Regions from separate parts of the Homo sapiens genome. Here regions 1 and 2 are each linked to region 3. Evidence: chromatin contacts called from ENCODE Hi-C or POLR2A ChIA-PET data. All regions are on one chromosome and are shown on one strand. The core of a region is the stretch at or near the end of the contact, and the rest is flanking DNA. Distances in the headings are between cores, read along the strand shown.

Region 1 (4,193 bases), core at 161-2,660, 1.0 Mb after region 3:
AGTCAAAGACATGGAGTCAAAAGAGATCATTGTGGAAGTTTAAGATTTAATGACTGCCTTATTGGATTTTGAACTTGCATGGAACCTGTAACCCCTTTGTTTTGGCTAATTTCTCCCATTTGGAATGGAAACATTTACCCAATGCCTGTACCCCCATTGTGTCTTGGAAGTAACTAACTTGATTTTGATTTTACAGGCTCATAGGCAAAAGGGACTTGCCTTGTCTCAGATGAGACTTTGAACATGGACTTTTGGGTTAATACTGGAATGAACTAAGACTTTGGGGCACATTTAGAAGGGCATGATTGTGCTTTGAAATGTGAGGACATGAGATTTGGGAGGGGCCAATGGTAGAATGATATGGTTTGGCTGCACCCCCACCCAAATCTTATCTTGAATTGTAGTTCCCATAATCCCCATGTGTTATGGGAGGGGCCCAGGGGGAAGTAATTGAATCATGGGGGCGGTTCCTCTATGCTATTCTCATAATAGTGAGCAAGTTCTCATGATATCTGATGTTTTTATAAGGGGGCTTCCCCCTTCGCTTGGTTCTCATTCTTCTCCTTCCAACCATCATGTGAAGAAGGACATATTTGCTTCCCCTTCTACCATGATTGTAAGTTTCCTGAACCCCCCACTCTCAGTCATGCAGAACTGTGAGTCAATTAAACTTCTTTCCTCTATAAATTACCTAGTTTTGGGCAGTTCTTTATAGCATTGTGAGAACAAACTAATACAGCCTAATTGAAATACTATTACTTCTTCCAACAGACACCCCTAATCCAGACCCTTTATTAATAAGTGAGATCAAAGAGAAATGACAATAAGATATAAACATATACAGACATAACTAAGTGTTTTACATATTCCACCGTAGCTCTTACATGCTGAATTTAAGCAAATCTCTTTGTCTGAGACTCGGTTTCCCCATTTGAAAAACTGAGAAATTATCACTTGACTTTCAAGGTGTGGAAATTAAATTTTACCAGTATGCTAATTCTTTTTAACTTGAAAAATCTTTATAATACTCTTAACCAATAATCCAGAAGCAGTTTAAATCATTGATTTTGTCTTCCTCAGTTAGCAAAATAGACTTTTTCAAACAACTATAGAGTACCTGTTTGGTGCACAGAAGAAAATGAAACATTAAAAATTTTCAAGTAGGCAAAAAAATTTCAGCATCCCCCTAGGTGACTGACTTATTACCATTTAGCTCTTCTTCCTCAGTTCTCCTCTTTCTCTCCCCAACTTTTTCTACCATTTGATTTTCCTGAATGACTCATAAGTATAGAACCACCAATTATTTTATATTTCATATTAAGCGGTGCAAGCCAAATTGAGTTACAGCTTAGACAAGAAATCCTAGGGGAAACACCCAGGAGACTGTCATGACACACTTCTTGTTCTCTGGCATAAGCAGAGATAATAATTAAGCATCACGTGACATATTACTCTAAAAATAGATGCCCTGTGTGGTTTTTGTCATACACACATCCAAGGTGTTTTAAAAAAATGTTTATTTTAATGTGTTACACATTTAGCCTCTGGGAATCATTTCACTGAGCAGCTGAAAAGCTGCAGTAAATTCTTGGTTACTGAAATGACATGAGGATGAGTTATTTAAATATCTTTATGTTCATAACATAGACTGGGTTGAAACAAATCTTCCTGCTGTGGCTAACTCATAAAGATCTCATGATCTAAGTAGGAGATGCCACATATCTTCTTTTTTTTCTCAATGCATGACTCTCTTTGGATATTCATTCATTCAACAAATATTTATTGTGTATCCACAAAGTACCAGGCACTGTTTTCAGGACACAGGATACTGCAGTCAACAAGATAAATGAGTACAATGCTTGAATAAACCTACAATTCTGTTTTAAGATGGCAAACAGTAAACAAGGACATAAATTAATACATAATTTCAGATGGAGATGAGAGTTGTAAAGAAAATTAATGATAACTGAATAAGGAAAATGGGGACAAGGAAGAGCTTATTTAGATTAGGTAACTAAGACAAGCTCTCTAAGAAGTGAAGAACTGAATGAGAGGAAGCCTGCCAATCGAACCCTGGCAGGAAGAACAATTATAGAACAGGGAACCACAATGGTAAGCATGTCACGTTTAGAGAAAAGAGACCAGTGTGGCTGAAGCACAGAAGTCAGAGTGTGGTTGGAAATATGGCCAGTGTGGTAGGCAAGAGACAGGTCCCTCAAGAATACAAGAAATATGGTCTGTGGTAGGCAAGAGACAGATCCCTCAAGAATAATTGTGGAAGTGAATGGATTTAACCCAAGTTCAAAGAGAAGCAATTGGGGAGTTTTAAGCAAAGAAGTGATATGATTTAATTTATATTTTAAAAGCTTACTCTGGTTAGATGGGGGTGGAAATAGGAATGAAAGAAGGCAAATCATTTAGGTATTTGAAATATTCAGTAGTATAGGCAAAAACAGCTGATGACTTAGATTACCATTGCAGGCAGATGAGTAGCAAAAATGGTGGTCAGATTTAGTATATACTATAGGGGTAAAACCAATGTGCTCCTCTGATTGATGTGATTTACAAAATAAAAAAAGGAATCAAGGCAACAATTTCCATACTTTATTTCTCAGTCTATCTTATGGTGCTCACTGCATTTCATGGTAGGAGTTCAAAGGTAACATTAAAAATAAGGAGTATCTACACAGCAGAAGGTTGGAGAATGAGGAAGCATTGACCAGATATGAGAGAATTATGAAGCACTGCATTGTGACCCCTGTAGGAACAAAAGTAAATATTGTCTCTAGCTTTTGTTATCATTGTAGGAAGACCAGGGATCCTAGGGTATGTAAAATTTTCCATCTCCTTCTTATAACAGACTAGTTCTGTCTTTACATTTTACACAAGACCATAGATTTTGCACAGTGTTTCTTTCACTAAGCCCCACCAACATATTATCTAATCTTAATAAAATTTGGTCAGCAGAGATGTAAAAAATGCAGAGAAAACAAAATAAAAGTAAAAAAGAAAATGTGAAGGCAAAGATGATGAAAAAAATAGAAGATAAAGGCCTGAAATATGCCTGAAAAGTGCAAAAAGTGTGCATTTCTAATTATCAGCTTCTGTGTACTTTTGAACTGCGGAAGTTTTGAACTGAATGAGTTCAAAAGGTGGCCAAGACTGATGAAGTGTCTCTGTTAATAGAAAAATTTAAACTGAGTCTTCTCAAGAGAGGCATACTTAGAAGCTCTAATGAGCTCCTCAGTGGAAGAAAAATCCGAACCTAATCTTTTGGTTCAATAAGTTAATTCTCTTAGTGAAAGATGAGTCGAGTGAGCCAATCTTTATGAACACTGAAAGCAAAACGGCAGAGAATTAAAGCTCTGAGCCACTACACTTCAGGCCTTTCCTCTCTTTTTTTTTTCACTTTCTTTCTTTCTTTTTATCTTCTTTGTTGGCTAATCTAGGAGCAGTTTACCAGGCTGCCAGGCAATGCAAAGGTCTAAACTCTTTGTGAAGAGAATTTGAAATAATCACATTATGTTTGTCAAGGCTTTGTATTTGTGGAGGTGAACAGTAACAAATAAGAGAAAAAGTCTGCAATCTGTGTTTGTATCACAGGGATAATGCCCAGGATTCTTTGTATTTTGTGGAAGAATAGCATGGGATCTCAGACTAAGTCCTTGAAGTACAAATATGATTGTACAAGGCTTCCTATAGAAAATGTCTACCTTGAATTTCATGGCCCTTGGTATTTTGGTAAACTTAGTTTTATAGCCTTATAAATGATGCCATCAAATTTCCATAAGGACATCATGAAAGTAGACTTAAGTTGTAGAAAACTGTACGAAGTTTACTTCTGTATGTCTTAATGTAACTGTAAACATCCCGTTTTACCAGCTATGGCATCTAGGAAATATTCAGCTCCATTTAGCCACAGCACAAAGGGTAGAAGAAATTTAAAGGTCAGAGCCCTAAACTCTTTTACCCAGTTACAGAAGATGTTTTGTCAACATGAATAAATAAAAGTGGTACTTCAGTTAAAATTGAAGGTATTGCTTCACTAAATAAGTATTAATACAGAATGTTTCACGGTAAAATAACCAAGGTAAATTCGATAATGGGGCTGGGGATGGTGCTCATCATTTTTTGTGGTACGAAACTAAAGAACAAGTTTTCTTTTTGTGGTCATCAGCAAGTATCAGTGTGCT
Region 2 (4,378 bases), core at 1,408-3,907, 1.8 Mb after region 3:
TTTTAATCATTAAATCAGTACTGGGGAAACTGGCTAACCATATGCAGAAGAACAAAACTGGACCCCTACCTCTCACCATATATAAAAATTAACTCAAGATGGATTAAAAGCTTAAGAATAAGAAATCAAACTATAAAACTCATAGAAGAAAATCTAGGAAATACTTTTCTATACATTGGCCTAGGCAAAGCATTTATGACTAAGTCTTCTAAAAATGCAACAAAAATAAAAATTGACAAGTAGGACCTAATTAAACTAAAGAGCTTCTGTGCAGCAAAAGAAACTCTCAACAGATTGAACAGACAACATACAGAATGGGAGAAAATATTTGCAAACCAAGCATCTGACAAGGGACTAATATCCAGAATCTATAAGGAACTTAAGTCAACAAGAAAAAGAAACAAATAAACCCATTAAGAAGTAGGCAAAGGACATCAACAGACACTTCTCAAAAGAAGACATGTAAGTGGCCAACAATTAATCACCAGAGAGATGCAATCATTAATCACCAGAGAGATGCAAAACAAAACCACAATGAGATACCATCTCACACAGGTCAGAATGGCTATAATTAAAAAGTAAAAAACAAAAATAACAGATGTTGACAAGGTTGAAGAGAAAGGGAACACTTATACATTGTTGGTAGGAATGTGTACTCAGTACACAGGTACTGAGTAAAGAGTCAGAAAGAGAGTGAGAGGAATCTGAAGATACCATTTGAGTCACTGAGGCAAGACTCATGCCCTGGATTCCCATTCTTGTAAATCAATTCATTCCCTTTTCTGCCTAAGCTAGTTTGAGTTAGGTTTTGTCAGTTGCTTCTGAAGATTCCTGACTAGCAGACACATCTTCTATGTGTAAGGAAATCTGTGTCTTTTTGTCCTCTATAACAAGAGGACATGTATCTAGCTGTTCCAAAGGGTAATCAGTTCTTTTCCCAAACTGATGGTCCATGGAATGTTAATTTCCCACAGGAAGTTAACACGTATACTATAAAAATGTGTTCAAGTAAGTTTGGGAAATACTAAGATAAACAAAGTAAAATAAATTTATTTATGGCAGGAGCTTTCAGAATATTTATGATAATATGGTGGAGTGCATTATGAATCTCTAAAAGGAGGACTTAGTGTGCTTATTGCTCAGTTATCTGATAACAGAAACCTTTCTCAATAGACCCAGTTTGGGAAATAATATTTACCTTTCCATAAGCAAGCAAGAATGGTCAAGTAAACAAACTGAATGGCATAGACACATAGACACTTCCTGCTTTGTATTATAGTTTCTGTTTTCATGTCTTGTCTACTAGACTGTATACTTCCTGAGTCTAGTGGCTATGACTTAATCTCCTGTGTATCCCCAAGAACTAGCAGAGTGCCTAAAACACAGAAGATATGCACCAATAAATGAAAGAAACATAGAATAAATGATGAGTGAAATTAAAAAGTGATGGAAAGCATTCTATTGAATATCCTAAGCTGTAGGTAAATAACAGGACACAGGAGTTGGCAAAATAAAAATGTAAGAATAAATTAAATATACATTATTCCTTTAAGCCTGTCTAATTAGTCAGTGAGTATGTCTTTGTAAGATATTTAATCATTTGAGAAGCTGGAAGAGAAATTGAATTACTGGAGAACAAATCTAGTGTCAGTTCCTTTTGAGAATAAGGAGCCATGAATGCTAAAAGCCAAACTGAGGCATGACATCCACGACCATGATACAGACTTGCTAGGATCATGATTTTGGAGGGACAGCACAGGCAGAAATAATGTTGGCTTTCAGAAATTATTTATCATGAACTGAAATTTAAAAGGCCACCCAGGCAGATCAGCATTTATTTGCCCAATTGCCTCTAATACATTCATTTATTCAGCACATTTATACAAAGTGCCATATATGTAAATGTATAACAATCATATTTCTGCAAAACAAACCAAAAACCCAGAGCAATTAGAAACACCTATCAAGTAGACAAAGGCAGAGCTTACATCTGGATTTTGAATACTTAGAGGCACCTGTCACTTGCCATCATATGAACTCACTAACAAAAGACATCTGCCATTTGATACTAATTGGGTAATTTGCACAGTGACTCTTGAACTCACAAATGGTTTATGGTAGATATAGTTTAACTCCACAATTAATATGTATTGCATTTAAAAAATCTTCATGAGGCCATATAATCATTTTAACAGTTGTGTAAGAAGGGAACTTTTGTTGAGGGTTTACCTCATAACATTGGAACCTTTCTTTAAATTCTTATGCTAATTTTGTTTGTAAAGCAAAATAATGCTTTTAAAAGTAAGAAAATGATAAGCATGGGTGATTAGTTTTATTGGAGAGGTTTTTTTCAGCTGAAAAATTCTCATAAGACACATAATTCCTGATGCCCAAGGTTTTCATAAATGTGTTTTCAGAATCACAAATACTAAAAGAGGCATTGCTTTAGTATTGAGCTTTAAAAAGACATGCTAATAAAATATACCACCGTGTTATCAAGTCATAATATTTCGGTCTAGTTCTATCTATTTTTAACTTCGGCTACTTATTGTGAGAACTGATTTTAATTGGTCCTCGTTTTTCTGGAGATAGACATCTGTATGATTATGATGATGGAACTGGGTTCCCTTCTTTAGCAGCACTGCTGAACCGAGAGGGCACTGAGACCACAAAAGAAACCACAGTCTTCTCCCTCAAACAAATGATTTAAGTAAATAAGATTAATAAAACATGGCTTCTCTAATGCTGTTTGAAAAATCCCCATTACATTCTCTTTCTTCCTTCCCAGATCTCTCAGAACTTCTGTAGAAAGCAAACATCAAAAGGACCAAAGGTTTTTGTAGTGATTCAGCCGCCCACAGCAAAGAAGTAAACCTTGATTTTCTTTCAGCCTAGGAAATGATCAGCGAAGAGGCTTCACAAACAGCCTCTTTAACATTTGAGGTTAAAAAAGAAAGTCAGTGGAGCAGAACAGTTATTTTCACAAACGCCTTCGGGGTTTTTTCTTCTACTTTTTAAGTAACCCTTCTAATCCCCCCAAGTAAAATATTTTCATTAGCTAAAGTTTTGGCTAGGCATTTTAAACATGCTTTAAAAAAACAAATGATAAAATATATTTATGTATTGGGTGTGACTTTTTCTAGTGCTTTTTTCCTTTGGCTTTCTCAAATGCTGATTTCCTCTGGCTATAGAGTTTCAACTAGCTTCTTTGGTGACTCTGCCAAGTCACACCTACCTTAGCAGTTTCCGTTTTGTCTCAGAATTCAGCTTTTGGAATTGAGCTCCGGAATCACTGTTCCTTTTTTTTCTTTGGAGACAGACAACTCTACAAAGCAGTTCACCCTAGAGTTCTGCCAAGTGAACCCTGGTGTTTGGATTTCAGGAGGAGAGCCCATCTCCAGTGCCTACTTGGGGAACTCTGTTACCTACCCTGTAGTTTTTTCAGGTGAGATGCCAAAGGTTATGTTCAAGAAAGGCAAAGAGAGAGAGATGTGTTGCTTTCATCAACACTCAGACAATAAAGTCAAAGATAGTAAAATTAATTAAATTAACAGGGAACCAACTTTACTGGAAAAGATAAAGCAATAAACTGGACAGAGATTCAGATGAACTTACAAATAATATGTAGATCACTGATAGCCCCCTCTTTTAAAGGAAACATGTATATATCTTCTCGCCAGCTTTATTCAAGTATGGACAGAAATAAACCTCAAGAAACCCTGTCTTTTCCCTTCCTACATTAAGCTAGAGATGTCCATATGGGTCTCTCTTTGGATATCTCTCTCAAAGGAAACAGAGAAATTGCTAGAGGAGGGTCGTGGGCCAGAGAATAAAACAGGCTTCCAACAACTCACGATTTGTAAACTTTAGTCGGATGTCTGGATTATAATTAAATCTAAAACTTGGAAAGCAGCTGGGGAAGGGTAGACAGGCTGAATGAGAAGTAGGGCAGGGTTTACTAAGCAAATCATGGTGTAGGAAAAACAGATAGCTAACTTTTATGAAATTTTATTTTAATAAAGTTTACAATGGCCAAGCGTTGGCCATCTAGACACAGCTAACAAAGGACACCAAGAGGTGGTTGTGTCTCTTTGTTCACATTCTACACAGAAAGAAAAGCAGCAGCAGGAGAGGCTCCTTAGGAAAAGAGCTCTCTCCCTTCATGAGAACTTCACAGTAACAGAGGTCAGGAAATAAACAGACCTGGCTCTCTCATGGGGCCTAACCATGACCCCAAACAGTAAACCCAAGGGAAAATTCCACTTAGTCCAAGTTAAGCTGACAAAGTGGTATCAATATTGCCCATTAAGGATAGGTTTATTTTCTCTGACCTAAGCTGCTTGGCAATCCCATGGTCTAAATAGAAAAAAAAAAAAGG
Region 3 (4,495 bases), core at 291-2,790:
AGTGCATGGGGTTGTGGGTACAGAAACTGGTTCGCTGAGGAGGTGCTACTTACATTTCCTGTATTTCATATTTCTGAGAACTGTCTTCTGTAATTTCCAAAGTGTAGGAATGGTTGAAGTTTGAAAATAAATGGAGAATTTCAAATAGTTAATGAATAGATTTAGGAGCTATACTGAAACAACTAGCAGAAAATACATTTTCTGGAGTTCTTTAATTTTGTACGCTTAAAAGTATGGTGTTCCTAAAGATGGCTAATTCTTGTTGAAGTAAGTAGCTCTGGAAGTCATATTTTCCATTTCTCCATACTTCATCTATTAATCAGTTGACTGGCAATTTCCGACACCAGTTTTGCTAAACTTTATAAATTTTGCTTCCTCCAGAGGTAGGAGGGGGAAGGAGATGGGCAATACAGAAACAGATTTTACAGCCAGAATATGACAGGGCCCCTTAAACTACAAATAGATGTAGAATTTTAAATGTAGCTCTGTAGTTCAATTTATACCACAGAAATTGCGAGATGCTATCTTCCTGTTGTTATAACGTATCAGGTCAAGGGATATAAATTGTACCAGGTAATTCATTTTGCTGTTCAGAGAGTCATTAAGTTCCTCCCAGAATATATGTGATTGATATCCCTGGAGGTGAAAGGCTAAAGGAACCATATGGCAACATGTTGCATTCCGTATGCTATCTGCCCATCCGTGCTTAAGCTGTCATTAGCAACATCTGTACCTTACGGAAATCCAGCTGCGCCGACGACGGCTGACGGAATTGTACTTGGGGGGAAAATCTAGCTTAGCGCCATTAACTTGAGACTTAGAGTCTATCTACCAGGACGGATGGAAGCTTTCACAATTAGACGAGACGACACGAATGCTTTATTAAAGTTTAATTTTGAACTCCCAATTAGCGAAAGTGCATTACAAATCGATTGCAATTTCCTAGAAGGTGCAGCAAGTTCTCTGCCTGCCTGCCACGTGCGAGACGCTCCACAGCGAGCTTCCCCAGCTCCGGGCAGCAGAAAGGGGATGGTTCAGAGCCGATCTCCGCATCCCAGGAAGTCCCTAAAATCCGCGCCAGCCCCTCCTCCCGCAGGGCGGGGGCGTCCACGGCGCGAACCCGCCAGAGGTGTAGGGGGAAGTGTGGGGGGCTGGTCCGCAGCCTTCGAGGGGTGGGGCGACAGGAGCGAGCGGCCGGGGGAGGAGAAAAAGGCGGGCGGCGGGAGAGGGGGCCTCTATTATCTCGGCTTCTCGGGAGGAGCCTCATCTAGTCAGTCACGCAGAAGTTTCTCTTTCGCTCTTCGCGCTACACACCCAGATTGGCTTCCAGCGCGCAGGCGAGTGGGGCGAAGGAGGGGGGACAGGAGTCCCGGAAGGGCCGTCCGGCGTTCACACCCACCCCTGTTCCGCTCCTCCCGCCCCAAACAAAGTCCCCCGACTCTAGGTCCAGGATACGTTACCTGCCCGGCGCTCCCGGCCCCTCGGTCACCGCATCCCCCGCTGGGCGCGCCTGGTACGGGTCCCGCTCCCCGGGGCTCACAAAGTGGTCGCCCCTGGCTGGGCGGCTGGGTAGATGCCCCTCTCTGGACATGTTGGGGCGGTTTTTGGGGTGGAGGGAACGCGGGAAGTGAAAGCGGAGGCTGGGACAAGGGGAACTTACTGATAAAATGGAAAAAAAAAAAGCCCACAGGGCCCAGGTCCTGGCCGGGGGCGAAAGAGGCCTGTTACCTTTCGGGGGGTCGCGGCCGACCAAGAAGGGAGCCGGGGAGTCGCCCGCCCCCCTCCCCCGGCCCCCGGCCCCCGGCCCCCGGCGGCTGCGGCAGCTGCACACAGAAGCCCATTGTCGCCGGCGTCCGGCGCGCAGCCCCGCGGACTCGGCCCCGCGGCCAAGCGCGTCAGCGGCCCCGTCAGCCGGGCCGGGCTCCGTGACGCGCGCGCAGCCCGCGCTATAAATAACCTGCCGCCGGGCGGCTCGGGCGGCTTTCCAGTGACGCTGGGGCGGAGGCGCGGTAGGAGGAGGGCGAAAGGAAACAATAAAACCGCCCGGCAGCCTCCCAAGTCTCCCTCCTCCCTTCCCAGGCCGCCCGCGGCCCTTCGCGTCGAGCTCCTTTTTCCCCGCCCCGGCCCGCCCTGCGGGGAGCGCGGTTCGCGGGTGGGAAGGAGCCCGGCGTGCTGGCGTCCCCGAGTGCTGCCGGGGCCCCGGGGCGGGAGGGGGTTTTTCCCGCACCCTGGGATGGCGAGGAGGGAACTTGGCGACAAGTTTAGTGAGGGGATCGCTGTGTTCCTTTCTAGTCCAGTTAAAATGACCCGAGCTTTTCCCGCTCCCTCACACACCTATTCTAGTACAGGTCGGATGTGTTTTTGGGGTAGTAAGTCCTCAACCGAAAACAAAAGCGAAAAACCTGTCGTCTTCAACGTAAGCATTATCTAGGTTTTTGTGGGGCCAGGCTTGCATTAGTGTTTTCATTCGGGGGGTTGTATTATAGAAAGGGTGCCCCGTAGTAGCAGCGTGAGGAAGGGTTCCAGGACCCAGGCTGTCAGCTCCGGTGCATTTACAGGTCTTTTTGCCGTAGAATTTAGCATAGGCCTGAAACATGGCATAAATGAACTTTCTAAAAGTCTATAATCTCAACGTTAAAGAGCTTACTTTTTAACTCTGGACTTTAATAAAGGCTCCCACTTTAAAAGGGGCTTTCTCTATAGGAAAGTATTAATATTTTTGTGGAGACTCTCACTGCTACCTTCCATACTCAGGCAATTCTGTCACACACCCTGACACTTGTCCTACTCATTAAGGTACCCACATACAACTGGAGGTAATCTGTTTTCTTGGACCAACAATTAATAGACTATAAAACTGTATTTCGTCTTGAGCAAAATGTCTCAGCTATGAACATGTTTTCTGAGGTTCTGATATAGACATAGATAAAAATTTGCAGATGCAAGCAAGGTGTTGCAGTGACTTGGCATGGTTAGAGTGAGTTACTAGTGTTGGGGGAAATGGTTCTTAGTTCACTAGTGAGGCAAAGTGGTATAGTAGAAGGTTCTCTGAGCTGGGGTTTAGAAGATAAAGAAATTTGAGTTTTAATTATGTCTTCACTGTACTTTTCTGTGCCACCTTGCAGAAACCACGGCCTTTCTCTGCCGCACTTTCTTCATTAACATTAAGGACTGATAGTTCCTTTTCTACCCTTACATTCTAGGATGTTAAAGGATATTGTGTCCAGGGATAAAGTTTTATCAAATAAACATAAGCACCCAGTGTCTCATGGGAGACAGGTAACAAATGTAGATTAATTTGGTGTTCTGACATTTTAAAATTTTGTACATCTTAAAATATATTAGGGCCACTTCAGGAAAATAATGAATTAAAATATACCATTAAAACTATTTTAAGAGGAAAAACTAGTCACAGTCTGCCTCATTTACAGGACAGCAGACATATTTACAGTCTAATGATGTCACAGGCCCTTTCCAACACCACGTTTTCTCATGTGAGCAAATGGATTATGGGTAGCAAAATGCAATGAGATCACTTTCTCCAATTTTGCTCCCATTTCTGGTTTGTGTGGTTTTTAAAAGGAATGTTTCCGTTGAAAGACACTGAATTGTTTATCACTAAGTGGTGTTATTGAGACAAGGGAAAGTTTTCTGATTTATCAGTCAGAATATGCTTTATTCTTCTTTCTTCAGGTTGGTGAATCAGAAAACATAAAAGTGGCAAAATAAGTTTAGAGCCAAAACATTTGCTTCATATAGTCACCGCCAAAGTGTGATCACAACTAAAAGTTAACCAATATTTTTCCAGTTCCAAAAGCACATCTGTCTCTCTTTCCCATAAAATGTTTGATATGTCTAATTTAACTTAGCCTTAAGGTTCTTTCTTCTGCTCCTTATAAAGAGGTATTTTTCTTTCACTGCTATTTTCCTGAAACACTGAGCTTCTCTCATAATTTTAAATTAAAGCCCTTTTGCTTACTTCTTATCCCTTTTTAACGTGATGTTCCATTTTCCATTATCCCTGCCCTTAAAAATTTAATAGGATGAGAACTAGCATATATTGGCGAAATTTGAAACATGCCCGATTTTAGAGGGGAGGGAGGAAACAAGATTAGCTTTAGAACCAGTAGAAATACAGTAAAACAACCAGTTTCCTCAAAACTAACAAAAACAAAAAAATCATAACGAAATTCGTGAAATAGGGGACTGAAAATACGGAAAATATTTTATCTGGATCTCATTGATAACATAAAGCTTGTTACAATTTTTCAAACATAGTGAATGTTTTAGAATGTGAACATTTCCCAATCTTCTGAAGTTTCTGTCTACCTGAGGTTAAATCCTTTGAAAGACTCCTCTACAGCAACAGTATTGAAGAATTTATTAGAGAAACTACAGTGAACTCTTGCCTTATTACTCAGTTAATCCTGATCTATATTTAGAGAGTGGTGCCAGCCAGGTTGAGGCTTCAAAGGAATGAGCACAAATATTTACC

The links. A loop is a pair of places that touch in the nucleus more often than their neighbours do. ChIA-PET counts read pairs that join two places held with the same protein, here RNA polymerase II (POLR2A). Pooled maps may share reads with other maps.
Region 1: a pooled map shows a loop between it and region 3 (11-fold over the local background). The contact joins the enhancer-like site here to the promoter of FLJ46875 in region 3. A Hi-C loop is called at or near these places in 2 of 37 single-sample maps with no recorded cell type and 3 of 50 pooled maps.
Region 2: a loop to region 3 is called in a pooled map, with 21 times the contacts of the local background. The contact joins the enhancer-like site here to the promoter of FLJ46875 in region 3. A Hi-C loop is called at or near these places in 2 of 37 single-sample maps with no recorded cell type and 6 of 50 pooled maps. POLR2A ChIA-PET finds 5 or more read pairs at or near these places in 1 of 52 experiments (activated T-cell).

What each region holds. Positions count from the first base shown.
Region 1 is chr2:157,362,306-157,366,498 of GRCh38, forward strand. No RefSeq gene overlaps it. Among named protein-coding and RNA genes, the nearest start is that of ERMN, 39 kb to the left of the region's middle. Within about 2 kb of position 1,411, at least 2 of the 41 ENCODE cell types and tissues checked have a DNase peak (open chromatin) inside an H3K27ac peak, as active enhancers do.
Region 2 is chr2:158,188,499-158,192,876 of GRCh38, forward strand. The region is part of intron 11 of CCDC148 (coiled-coil domain containing 148); the gene reads right to left. All of the region lies in intron 3 of CCDC148-AS1 (CCDC148 antisense RNA 1), which reads left to right. Among named protein-coding and RNA genes, the nearest start is that of CCDC148-AS1, 24 kb to the left of the region's middle. RefSeq lists an enhancer at 2,878-3,037. Within about 2 kb of position 2,658, at least 2 of the 41 ENCODE cell types and tissues checked have a DNase peak (open chromatin) inside an H3K27ac peak, as active enhancers do.
Region 3 is chr2:156,340,580-156,345,074 of GRCh38, forward strand. FLJ46875 (a long non-coding RNA gene) reads right to left here and starts at 1,541. Exons shown (of 1, transcript NR_147695.1): 1 at 1-1,541. RefSeq lists enhancers at 446-1,001, 1,002-1,555, 2,763-2,822 and silencers at 1,103-1,202, 1,743-2,352.